2 separate regions of the Homo sapiens genome follow, and region 1 is linked to region 2. A link is an interaction called in ENCODE POLR2A ChIA-PET data of the cell type or tissue named here. Cell type or tissue: HepG2. All regions are shown on one strand. Links, peaks and the distances in the headings refer to the core of each region. The heading gives the core; the rest is flanking DNA.

Region 1 (5,377 bases), core at 166-5,165, 67 kb before region 2:
CTGTGTCATTTTTCCTGTGCCTGGAGCTGGCCCTGTTGACCCCCTGCAGGGGCCTGAAGATGAAAGTTGAATCAGCTGCCCTGGGCCATAGGGATGAGGGCCCCTGAGCACGAGTGCTGGGAACAGGTCCACAAGCCATGCACGAGGCCAGGGTCCAGGGCACTGAAGTAGGAAGCGAGGGACTATTAATAGCACACTAAGGTTGGGGGCAAAGTTGCTCCCCAGGGGATGGCCAGACAGTAAGAACTCTGACTTGGTGACCCCCAGTCCCCACCATCGCTAGCTCGCTCTACCCTCTTCCCACCTGGGTGCTGTGCAGGTGATTCCTTTATGCAGCCAGGGTGGACAGCAACTTGTCTGAGGTTACAGATAGGGAAACTGAGCTCACCAGTTTGCCACAGCCCTCGCCTGGCCCCGTTTGCTCTGCATCTGAGTTGAAGAGCCCTGATAAGAGATTGTATGTGCTATAAATAAGGCAGTGAAGGGTATTCGTACACACAGAACTCTAAACAGTAATTAGCTTTATCATATAAGATCAGGAAGGAGGGAGTTTTGCTTTTTCCTTATGGAGATTAGTAATGTAAGAAAAGTTAATATCAGGCATTATTTTCTGATGATGATGATGATAAAGTCATGAAGATGAAACTGGAAAACCTGGTGCTGAGCAGAGCTCTTAGGCATTTACACAGGATCCACCCCTGTGCTTCCTGTGACCTCAGTGGCCCAAGAGACCACATGGAAACAGGCCAGTGGAGCAAAGTCCCCAGAGAGACTTCTCTGGGTCCAGAAATTGCCAGTTGATTAGAAGCTTGATGCTTCTGTAGGGTCTTATTCACATCATACAAATCCTTGAGTTTGTGTCAGGCCAGGGGATGGAGAACTTTCACATTTATAATCTTACAGCTGTCTCCAAGCAGCCTTACAGAGCTATGCAAAGTTTATTACCTTCCTCTTCACAACTGGGGAAACTGAGGCCTAGAGAGGTGGGCTAAATTGGGATCAAGAGGACCCAATGGGTCAGTGGCAGAGTCAGGATTATACCCAGAACTTTGGATCTCCCATCCCCTGAACCTCGGTCCATCTCCAAGGCACCCACCTGTCACTTTAGCAGGTCTGACGTGAAACTGATAACTCTAGTCTAGCCTCCCTGGTATGACTAAGATGTTCTTAAAATTTGACACGAAGAGGGCCCTCAGGAAAGAGTTCTTGTGTCAAATTAGGTAAACGGCAATCCAGGGAAGGTCAAAAGCCCCCAAGTTAAGCAGGTTTATATCCATTTACTCACTTAGCACTCATGTCAGCCTAAGTAGTAAGGATTATTATCCCTGTTTTAGGTTTGAGGAAACTGAGACATAGAACAGTTAGTTCAATGGTCTATTTGTGTATTCATTAATTCCACACATTTATTGAACATCTACTATGTACCAACAGTGTCTTAGGTGCACAAGACTGCACCAGTGAAGATTCACAACAATGAGAAAGACTGATAGGCCCTTCACGGAGCTTGGAACCTGTGGAGGAGACAGATTATAAACCAGGAAGCAAATCAATCCCGCTCAAGTAGGAGGGGAAACACCAAGGTGGAACGAGGTAGGAGGTCTTATTACCTGTGCCTCCAATGCCTGGAAGTCTCATAGGTAGTTTTTAATACAACTGCCATATATTAACCACTTCCTATGTACCTGGCTCTCGTTTCTCACGTAAGAGGCAGTGTCCTTGTTTTATAGATGAGGAAAGTTGCAGAAGGTTGGTTAGCATATGGATGAGCACCACGCTTCACTCAACATTAAAGACCCTTGTGTTGTGAAGGGTGGCATCCTGGGCCTTCCTATAAAATAAAGATGTAGATGGCAAGTTAGCTTTCTATGGACAGAGAAAAGGAGGGGAAAGAGTTTAGATTCAAAAGCCAGGTGGAAGGCCAGATATGGTGGCTCACGCCTGTAAGCCCAGTGCTTTGGGAGGCCGAGGCTAGAGGATCACTTGAGCCTGGGAGTTTGAGGCTGCAGCGAGCTGAATGCACCACTGCACTCCAGCCTAGGAGACAGAGGAAGACCCTGTCTCTAAAAAACAAAAACAAAATCCAGGTGGGCCCCTTACTGGCCAAGGAACATTGGGCCTATCATGGCTGTGAGCTTCAGTTTCCTCATCTGTAAAACAGGCATGCTAATAGTGCCTCCCCACAGGGCTGTGGTGGAGGACCTAATGAGAGCGTGCATGCAGGGGGACATTGGCGAAGCCATCACTCACATGGCCCCTGGGTCCCCCAGGAAGTGCAGGGCACAGAACTGAGCAAAGGAACTGGAGAAAGGCAACAGCGCTGCCCTCCAAGTCTGAGGACCTCTGGAGTCTTATCCAGATAGCCCCACCCTGCCCTAGGTTCTGCCTCCTCTGTACCAGGCACCATGGCAAGGTGCTTATAAGCACAGATTCTGGATTCTGACAGAGCTCAGCAAATCATCGTGTTACTTTGGGCAAATCATTTTGCTTCTCTGAGCCTCAGTTTCCTCATCTATAAAATGGGCATCATTACCTCCTAGTACAATTATGAAGATCAGATGAGCTAATGAGTATAAAAAAATTAGCATGGTATCTGCATGTGGTGGTTACTCAGAAAATGGGAGCTCAGCTCACATGATGATTATGGTTGCTGCTGGTGCTACAGATGTCCTTCATGAACCTATAGCTCCTAGGAACTTCCTTGTGCCTCTCCTAGCCCACTGGCAGAATCTCTACTCCCTCCACCCCTGTCCTCGCCTCCTGCCACCTGGTCAAAGCTCAGAACTGGATGAAAGGGAATAGCTCTCTTTGTACTGGAATTAGCCTTGTTTTAGGTCTTAGAAGCTGATCATTAACCAATTCCTGCTCCTCCCTGATCCCATGGCCTGTAAAGGTAGGTATCTATCCCAACCCCCAGGATCCCCTCCCTCTTGACATCCTGCAGCATAGGAAAAGGCTCTGGACTTCAATGCATGGCCACCACTGTGTGTGGCCTTGGGCAAGTCCCTTCCCCTTCCTGAGTCTCAGATTTTTCATTCTCACAATGAGGGACTTGGCTTTCAATCATTTGCTTGACCACTTTGGAAAAAGTCTCATGTGGGAGGCAGAATAATGGAGCCTGAGAATGTAGGCTCTGAAGTCAGCCAGCCCGGATTCAAAATACCAGAGCCACAGTTTGGAAACTGCGTAACGGGGGGTGGGAGGACTCTTTTTAATTCCTTCCTCAATTTCCATTTCTGTAAATGAGGTCGATGCTTGCTCCGTCTCATTCAGATATGAGGTCCACCTAAGAGTCCGCGCATAAACTAAGTGCACAGTAAACATTGGTTATTATTGCTTAGAGGCCCAGTGTACAAAATGAATAAAGTGAGTCTAACTAGGGTTGAAATGGGGAAAAGGGCAGAGTCCCAGGTGCTTGCTGCCACCCCAGGGTGACCATCAGGCAGTTCTCTTAAGGGAAACAGTTTGAAAATCAAGAAAGCCAATATTGTACAGCAGGGGTCAGTGACCTACAATATGCAGCCCCAATCCAGCCCACCGCCTGTTTTTGTGTGGCCTGCCAACTAGGAATGGCTTCTACATTTTCAAATGGTTGAAAAACATCTATGGAAGAATATTTCCTGATACAAAAATTATATGAAATTTTAATTTCAGCACCCATAAATACAATTTTTTTGTCACATTGCCACGCCTGCTTGTTTGTTTTATCTGTGGCTGCTTTCTCACTGCAAGGGCAGCGTTGAGTAGTTGCAACAGAGTGGCCCACAAAGCCTGCAGTATTTACTATTTGGTCATTTATAGACAAAGTTTGTTAATCCATGCTATAAAGCTTCTCTTCACTTCCTCGTGGAAGACTCTGCCGTTGCATAGAGCTGACTCTGCCACTTTGCCAATGCTATGATCCTCAACACATCATCTCACCTCTCCAAACTTCATCTGTAAAGTACATATAATCATTTCTAGTGTTCAGGGTTGCTGTGAAAATAAAATAAGCAGGACCCCTTAGTGTATGACGGGGAAATACTCATGTGACTGTCAGTGAGATTAACTTAGATGGTACACGGATCAACATTTAAGTTTTAACAGATACGTATTTAATTTAATTCATATTTTAAAAACTAGAACTAGCACACAAAACCTATGGTTTCATGGATAATGCTTGTTGTGTTCACTGAGGTAAATGATCCAAAGCCACAGGGGCAGATCTGCCATCTATCTCTCAAGATGTGGCTCCTGTCTTTGGGTCCCAGGTGCCATCATATTCACATTCCACCCGGCAGGAAGGACAGAACCCGGAAGTTGCACACATCATTTCCACTCATATTCCATTGACCAGACTCAGTTATCTGACCAAGTCTTATCACAAGGGGAGCTTGAAGTTTCAGCCTTTCCTCAGAGAGGAAAGTATTGGGTTCTATTCCTAAAAGAACAAAGGAAGAATCAATGCCGGGGTTAAACTAGCCATTTCTGCCCACATATGTATCAATTCAAATCTTCCTTTTAAAATACAGTTATGTAAATTAAAAGTAAGACATTTTAAAGTGACATGATGTGGCAGCCACTTTGCAACCATAAGACCAGGGGAACCAGAGTTGCCAATGAAAAATCATGACGTCATTGTGCCTCTGAATTGATCCTGGACTTCTTTAACTTCACTGTGTAATTTGGGAAAATCATTTCCCTCTTGGAGACTGTATGTAGTCACCTAAAAATACAATGGCTGTGTATGTTTTGTTTTATTAAGAACATAATTTCAGAGGATTGAGGGAATCAAATCCCTCCGTTCATAATACGTTATCACTATTTACTTCACAAAGCCTCTCTTTCCTATAATTGATTGGGTCTTTTTAGTCCTTTCTCTCCCCATTTCCCACTCTCACCCTTTCCATAGCAACCATTCTGATATGTTTAATGTGTAGCTTTTCATCATACATTGCTTACAAAATCTTTTGTCGTTCATGTGTATTTTCAGCTTACATATTGAGGTTGTATTCTAGATCTCATTCTGGTTTTTACCTCCAATCATAACTGCTCTATGAGATCCATTTATAGAAGTACATGGTTCACTAATTCTTCTCTCTTTTAAAAGGAGCATAATGCTCAATGGCATGTATCCACCATATTTGCCTTTGCCTGTACTAGCAATAAAGTGCATGTAGCCACCAACTTCCCACACCACAGAGAGCGCTACAGTGAATATCACTATGTGCGTTCCCTCCTGGACCTATAGGAGAATTCCTTTGGTGTCTGGGAGCAAAACTGCTGGGTTACAGAGTATAAACACATTTAATGTGATTAAATCCTTGCACAAGATCCTTAAGAAACTCTAACCCAGTCCACACTCTTTCTAGCAGTACACGAAAGTTCCTGTGGCCCCTAT
Region 2 (5,377 bases), core at 102-5,101:
ACTTGAAAACTGAGGCAGTCCCCAAAAGAGCTAATAATGGCTGGGCAGCAAGTCCCAGTTTGAAGGGGAATCTGAGCTGCACATGTCTATGACTCCCACTAGCTAGAGGGGCTTTTTCATAGTCATCCAATCTGATACACCTGTCCCACTAAACAGGTCAACAAACAGAGGGTCACAGTGTCTGTTCCAATACCATCCAGAGAGTCAGGGTCTGAATTATGGCCAGTTCCCAGTCCAGGGGTCCTTCCACCAGACTTCAAGCCAACTCATGTGAAGAGAAGGAAAGCGTGGCTTTGAGCTTCCCATAGGCAGAGGCCATGCCTGCTCAGACACAGCTGCCTCTCTACTGCCTGGCACATGAGTGGGAAATAAATATGAGATGGGTTGAATTGAATTGATGTGCAAATCCCAACATTTGGTAACCCTCACCAGAAGGCTGGGCTATCAGCATTCCTGGGGTTCCTGGTGCTGCACCGAGCAGTAGTCATTCATACCCAAGCTCTGCTGAGCCCATGGCAACAGGAGTATGGATTTTGGAATCATCTATTCATTTATTCATTCAGCAAACATTTACTGAATTCAAACCTGTGCCAGGCACTGTGCTGAACACTGGGGATCTGACATGAAATGAGGCAGGCAGCATCCCTCCTTCATGCGGCTTCCCATCTAGTGGGGTAGGCAGTTCAAATGCCAGTCCATATGTGGTTATAAAACATAGCCACAAATCCTGTGACACCCTTTCCACTGGGAGGCAGGGCCTATTCCCCCTCCTGATGAACCTAGGTGAGCTTCTGACTGCTTTGACCAACAGCTTACCGTGGAAGTGACCCGATACGGCTTCCAGGGCATGAATAAGGCCACACAGCTTCTGCCTGATTTCTAGAACACTTGTCCTTGGAGACCTGGACTACTGCCCTGAGGCTGTCATGCTGGAGAGGCCATGAGTATCTGCTCTGGTTGACAGCTGAGCCCAGACTTCCAGCCAGCCCTATCAAGGCACAAGACACATGAATGAAGCTGTCTTAGGCCCCCCAGATGAGTTCATCTGAATGGCTGAGTGACCCTGAGTGCATTCCTCGATGCCACGGAGAACAGAAGAATCACCCAGCTGAGCCCCACTCTAATTCTTGCCCCACAAAATCATGATGTATTATTGCATGATTATTGTTTAAGTTTGGGGGATAGTTTGTCAAGCAGCAGATGTTTAACACTGAAACTGTGCACCTGGTGGGCTCATATCACCCCTCTGAGCCTCCATGGCCTTGTGGAAAATGTAGATAATAAAAACAACTACATCATAGGTTTATGATAAGTCTCAGAGAATGAAAAGCCAGGTGCTGTTCTAAGGGCTGTTCCCATTTATTCGTTTAGCACAGGACCAGGTACCTATCAACCCCTAATTACAGGGAAGTATGATTTCTAATTGGGAAATAACACGCTATGTGAGGTATGAATAAATATATTAACTATGGTCATCAGCCCAGTTATGGAGGCTTGCTGTGTGCCAAGCACAGTGCTAGGCATTTACATGAACGATCAGGTCCTGCCTGGTCCTTCAACCCTTCCCCCATTCCCTTCCATTGCTGGGGGCTGTCCTCTTTGCAGCCTTCTTTCTGCTCCTTGAGCATAGCAAGTTCTCTGCTTTTACAAATGCTCAGTCTGCCTGGATCTCCCTGTGCACCCTCCCCAAGCTCCCGCCACCATCACCATGACTGGTTCCTTCTACTCACTCAGTCCTCAGCTCAAATGTCACCTCCTCAGAGGGTCCCCACCCCCGACCTCCTGATCTAAGGAAACGCAGCCTTCCTCAAGTTCACGTCACTCACCCTGTACAAAATCCCCAAATAGCATGATTCGTCGTCTGAAAGTGTTTACCACTAGGTTAAACTCCAGGGGAACAAGGGAGTCCCAATTGCCCCCTGCCACACTCCCAGTGCCTGGAACATGGAGAGGAGCAATAAATATTGAAGGATGAAACACGCTCTACATCATTGGGTCTTACTGTTAGGAATATCAGTCAAAATCATGACTATTGTTCATTCAGCAAGGATTAATTGAGCACCTATTGTATACCAGGCATCATTCTGGGTGCTGGGGATACAACAGTGATCAAATCAGACACCAGTTTTGCTCTCACAGAGTTTTCATTTTAGTAGCTCTGTGATAAGATACATGTGTGAAATACACAGCATGTCACGTGGAACTTAGTGCTATGAAGAAAAATAAGGTAGGCAGTGGGAGAGAGTATGAGGGGAATCTTGGCACCAAATTCCATTCTTCCCTCCACAGAAGGGACTTTCGGTTCCCCTCCCCTCCACCTCCGCACCCTGACCCCCATACCCCGTCAACATCTCTCAGTGTGACATTTTGTTTGAGGTCTCTGCAGCTCCAAGAACAATATTGGCTTTGATGCAGGTCCCAGCAGAGAGCCCTCAGACTGGAGGGGGGATTAGTTCCCCCTTCTTTCCCCTGGAGGGGGAAGTCAAACAGTTTGGCCTTGTGGGGCCTTTCCTCACTATGGGGAAGGGGGCAGGCCTGGGCCTTCCTGGCCTGGATCGTTGACTAACCCTGGGTTCTGGGCCATCCCCTGGCCTCCTCCATCCCAGGCAGAGAGTCAAGGTTTACAAACACGGAGAGGCCTTTGATCGGCAGCAGACCCCCAGTGTTCTGTTTTTTGTTCCAAACCTCAGGCCAGGACTATACTCTGTTTTGCCTCCAGCAGGGGAGACAGTGGGTAGGTGGGGAGTGCGCGCGCGCGCGCGCGTGTGTGTGTGTGTGTGTGTGTGTGTGTGTGTTTGTTTGGAGGAGTGGAAGGAATCAGAGGAAGGCTCACATGGATCCTTGATTTTCTTTCCAACAGGCAGGCTAGGTTTGGAAGAGAGAATTCAATTCAATTCAAAATACCTAAGGAGCACCTACTAAATCCCAGGCACCATGGTAGAAATTAGGGCTAGAGCAGTGAACCAAACAGAGCTCCCTGCCCAGAGCCCCAATTCTAGAGGGGGCCACAGACAGCAAACAAATGAGCAAGTGAATACAGAGGCTGTGGGGGGCCATGATGCGCTTGACAGGAATGAAGCTGGGCAGTCGATGGGGCTGGGATGAGGGTGCTGTGGGGGCTTCCCAGACAAAGTGGCATTTGGTAGAGACCTGAAGGAAATGAGGGAGGCAGCCATGTGGCGATCAGTGGGAAAAGTGTTTCAGGGAAAGGGAACAGCTGCTATGAAGGCCCTGAGATGTGCGCAAGGCTGGCATGTTGGAAGAACAGCAAGGAGCCCAGTGTGGCTGACCCAGGGGAATAGTGGGGAGAGGAACAGCAGAGGGGTCAGAATGGGGAGTGTTGGGGTTGGTGGGGGGAAGTGGAGTGGTTTTCCTTTTTTTCTTTTCTTTTCTTTTTTGTTTTTAGGAGATGGAGTCTCACTCTGTCACCCAGGCTAGAGTGCAGTGGCGCAATCTCATCTCACTGCAACCTCTGCCTCCCAGGTTCAAGCAATTCTCCTGCCTCAGCCTCCCAAGTAGCTGGGACTACAGGCGCATGCTGCCACGCCCAGCTAATTTTTTTTCTTTTTTTTTTTTTTTTTTTCAGTAGAGACAAGGTTTCACCGTGTTGCTCAGGCTGGTCTCGAACTTCTGAGCTCAGGCAATCTGCCCACCTCAGCCTCCCAAAGTGTTAGGATTACAGGCACGAGCAACCATGCCCGGCCCCTTTTTTTTTCTTTCTTTCTTTTTTTTTTTTTAGTTTGTTTAATTTTGTTTTTAACTAAAACTAAACTGTGTCATCCAGGCTGGAGTGCAGTGGTGCAATCACAGCTCACTGCAGCCTTGAACTCCTGGGCCCAGGAGATCCTTCCCGCCTCAGCCTCCCCAGTCGCTGGGACTACAGGCATGCACCACCTTGCCTGGCAGATCTGAACTGAGATTTAATAGAATTCCTGGGCTGTGTGGAAACAGTGGGGACGACGGCAGAAGTGGGGAGAACCATGAGAGGCAACTGCAGGGGTTCAGGCAAAAGATCACATGGCCTACGCCAGGGTGGTCAGGAGGGGGAACGGAGAGTAGTTCCAAATTCATCAGCTTCTTTTCTTTTTTTGAGACAGAGTCTCACCCTGTCCAGGCTGGAGTGCAGTGGCGATCTCGGCTCACTGCAACCTCCACATCCTGGGTTCAAGCGATTCTCCTATCTCAGCCTCCCAAGTAGCTGAGATTACAGGCACCCGCCATCATGCCCGGCTAATTTTTGTGTTTTTAGTAGAGACAGGGTTTCGCCATGTTGGCCAGACTGGTCTTAAACTCCTGACCTCAGGTGATCTACCCACCTCGGCCTTCCAAAGTGCTGGCATTACAGACACAAGCCACCACCTGGCCTCACAGCTTTTTATTGAAGTACCACATAAATACTGAAAAGTACCCATATAAACATGCCTGCAGTTTCATGAAATTTTACAAACCCAATCCACCCACATAACCAGCATCAAGCTCAAGAAATAGAACTTGTCCATCCCCCGAGAAGTCCCCAGAAGCCCCCTCCAAATCACTGCCCCTTCACCAAGGGCAGCCACTCTCTCAACTCTTTTTTTTTTTTTTTTTTTTTTTAGTAGAGACAAGGTTTCACCGTGTTGCCCAGGCTGGTCTCGAACTCCTGAGCTCAGGCAATCCGCCCACCTCAGCCTCCCAAATTGTTAGGATTACAGGCACGAGCCACTGCGCCCGGCCCCTTTTTTTCTTTTCTTTTCTTTTTCTTTAGTTTGTTTAATTTTGTTTTTAACTAAAACTAAACTGTGTCATCCAGGCTGGAGTGCAGTGGTGCAATCACAGCTCACTGCAGCCTTGAACTCCTGGGCCCAGGAGATCCTTCCCGCCTCAGCCTCCCCAGTCGCTGGGACTACAGGCATGCACCACCTTGCCTGGCAGATCTGAACTGAGATTTAATAGAATTCCTGGGCTGCGTGGAAACAGTGGGGACGACGGCAGAAGTGGGGAGAACCATGAGAGGCAACTGCAGGGGTTCAGGCAAAAGATCACATGGCCTACGCCAGGGTGGCCAGGAGGGGGAACGGAGAGTAGTTCCAAATTCATCAGCTTCTTTTCTTTTTTTGAGACAGAGTCTCACCCTGTCCAGGCTGGAGTGCAGTGGCGATCTCGGCTCACTGCAACCCCCATCTCCTGGGTTCAAGCGATTCTCCTGTCTCAGCCTCCCAAGTAGCTGGGATTACAGGCGCCCACCATCATGCCTGGCTAATTTTTGTGTTTTTAGTAGAGACAGGGTTTCGCCATGTTGGCCAGACTGGACTTGAACTCCTGACCTCAGGTGATCCGCCCACCTCGGCATTCCAAAGTGCTGGCATTACAAGCACAAGCCACCACCTGGCCTCACAGC

The links. Peaks named below come from ENCODE experiments on the same cell type or tissue, not always from the same donor. Only the 100,000 strongest peaks of a DNase experiment are listed, where the experiment ranks them.
Region 1: POLR2A ChIA-PET joins it to region 2 with 19 read pairs; 3 of 35 experiments call an interaction of 5 or more read pairs at or near these places.

The regions. Positions count from the first base shown.
Region 1 is chr20:46,604,641-46,610,017 of GRCh38, forward strand. The region is part of intron 3 of SLC13A3 (solute carrier family 13 member 3); the gene reads right to left. Among named protein-coding and RNA genes, the nearest start is that of SLC13A3, 44 kb to the right of the region's middle. In HepG2, for the core only: a CTCF peak has its summit at 3,460 (motif pointing right); DNase peaks (open chromatin) are centred at 741, 2,911, 3,441 and 3,771.
Region 2 is chr20:46,671,842-46,677,218 of GRCh38, forward strand. It overlaps a transcript of SLC13A3 not described here. Among named protein-coding and RNA genes, the nearest start is that of TP53RK-DT, 15 kb to the right of the region's middle. RefSeq lists a silencer at 1,620-1,776 and an enhancer at 2,689-3,203. In HepG2, for the core only: a CTCF peak has its summit at 2,715; DNase peaks (open chromatin) are centred at 2,530 and 3,680.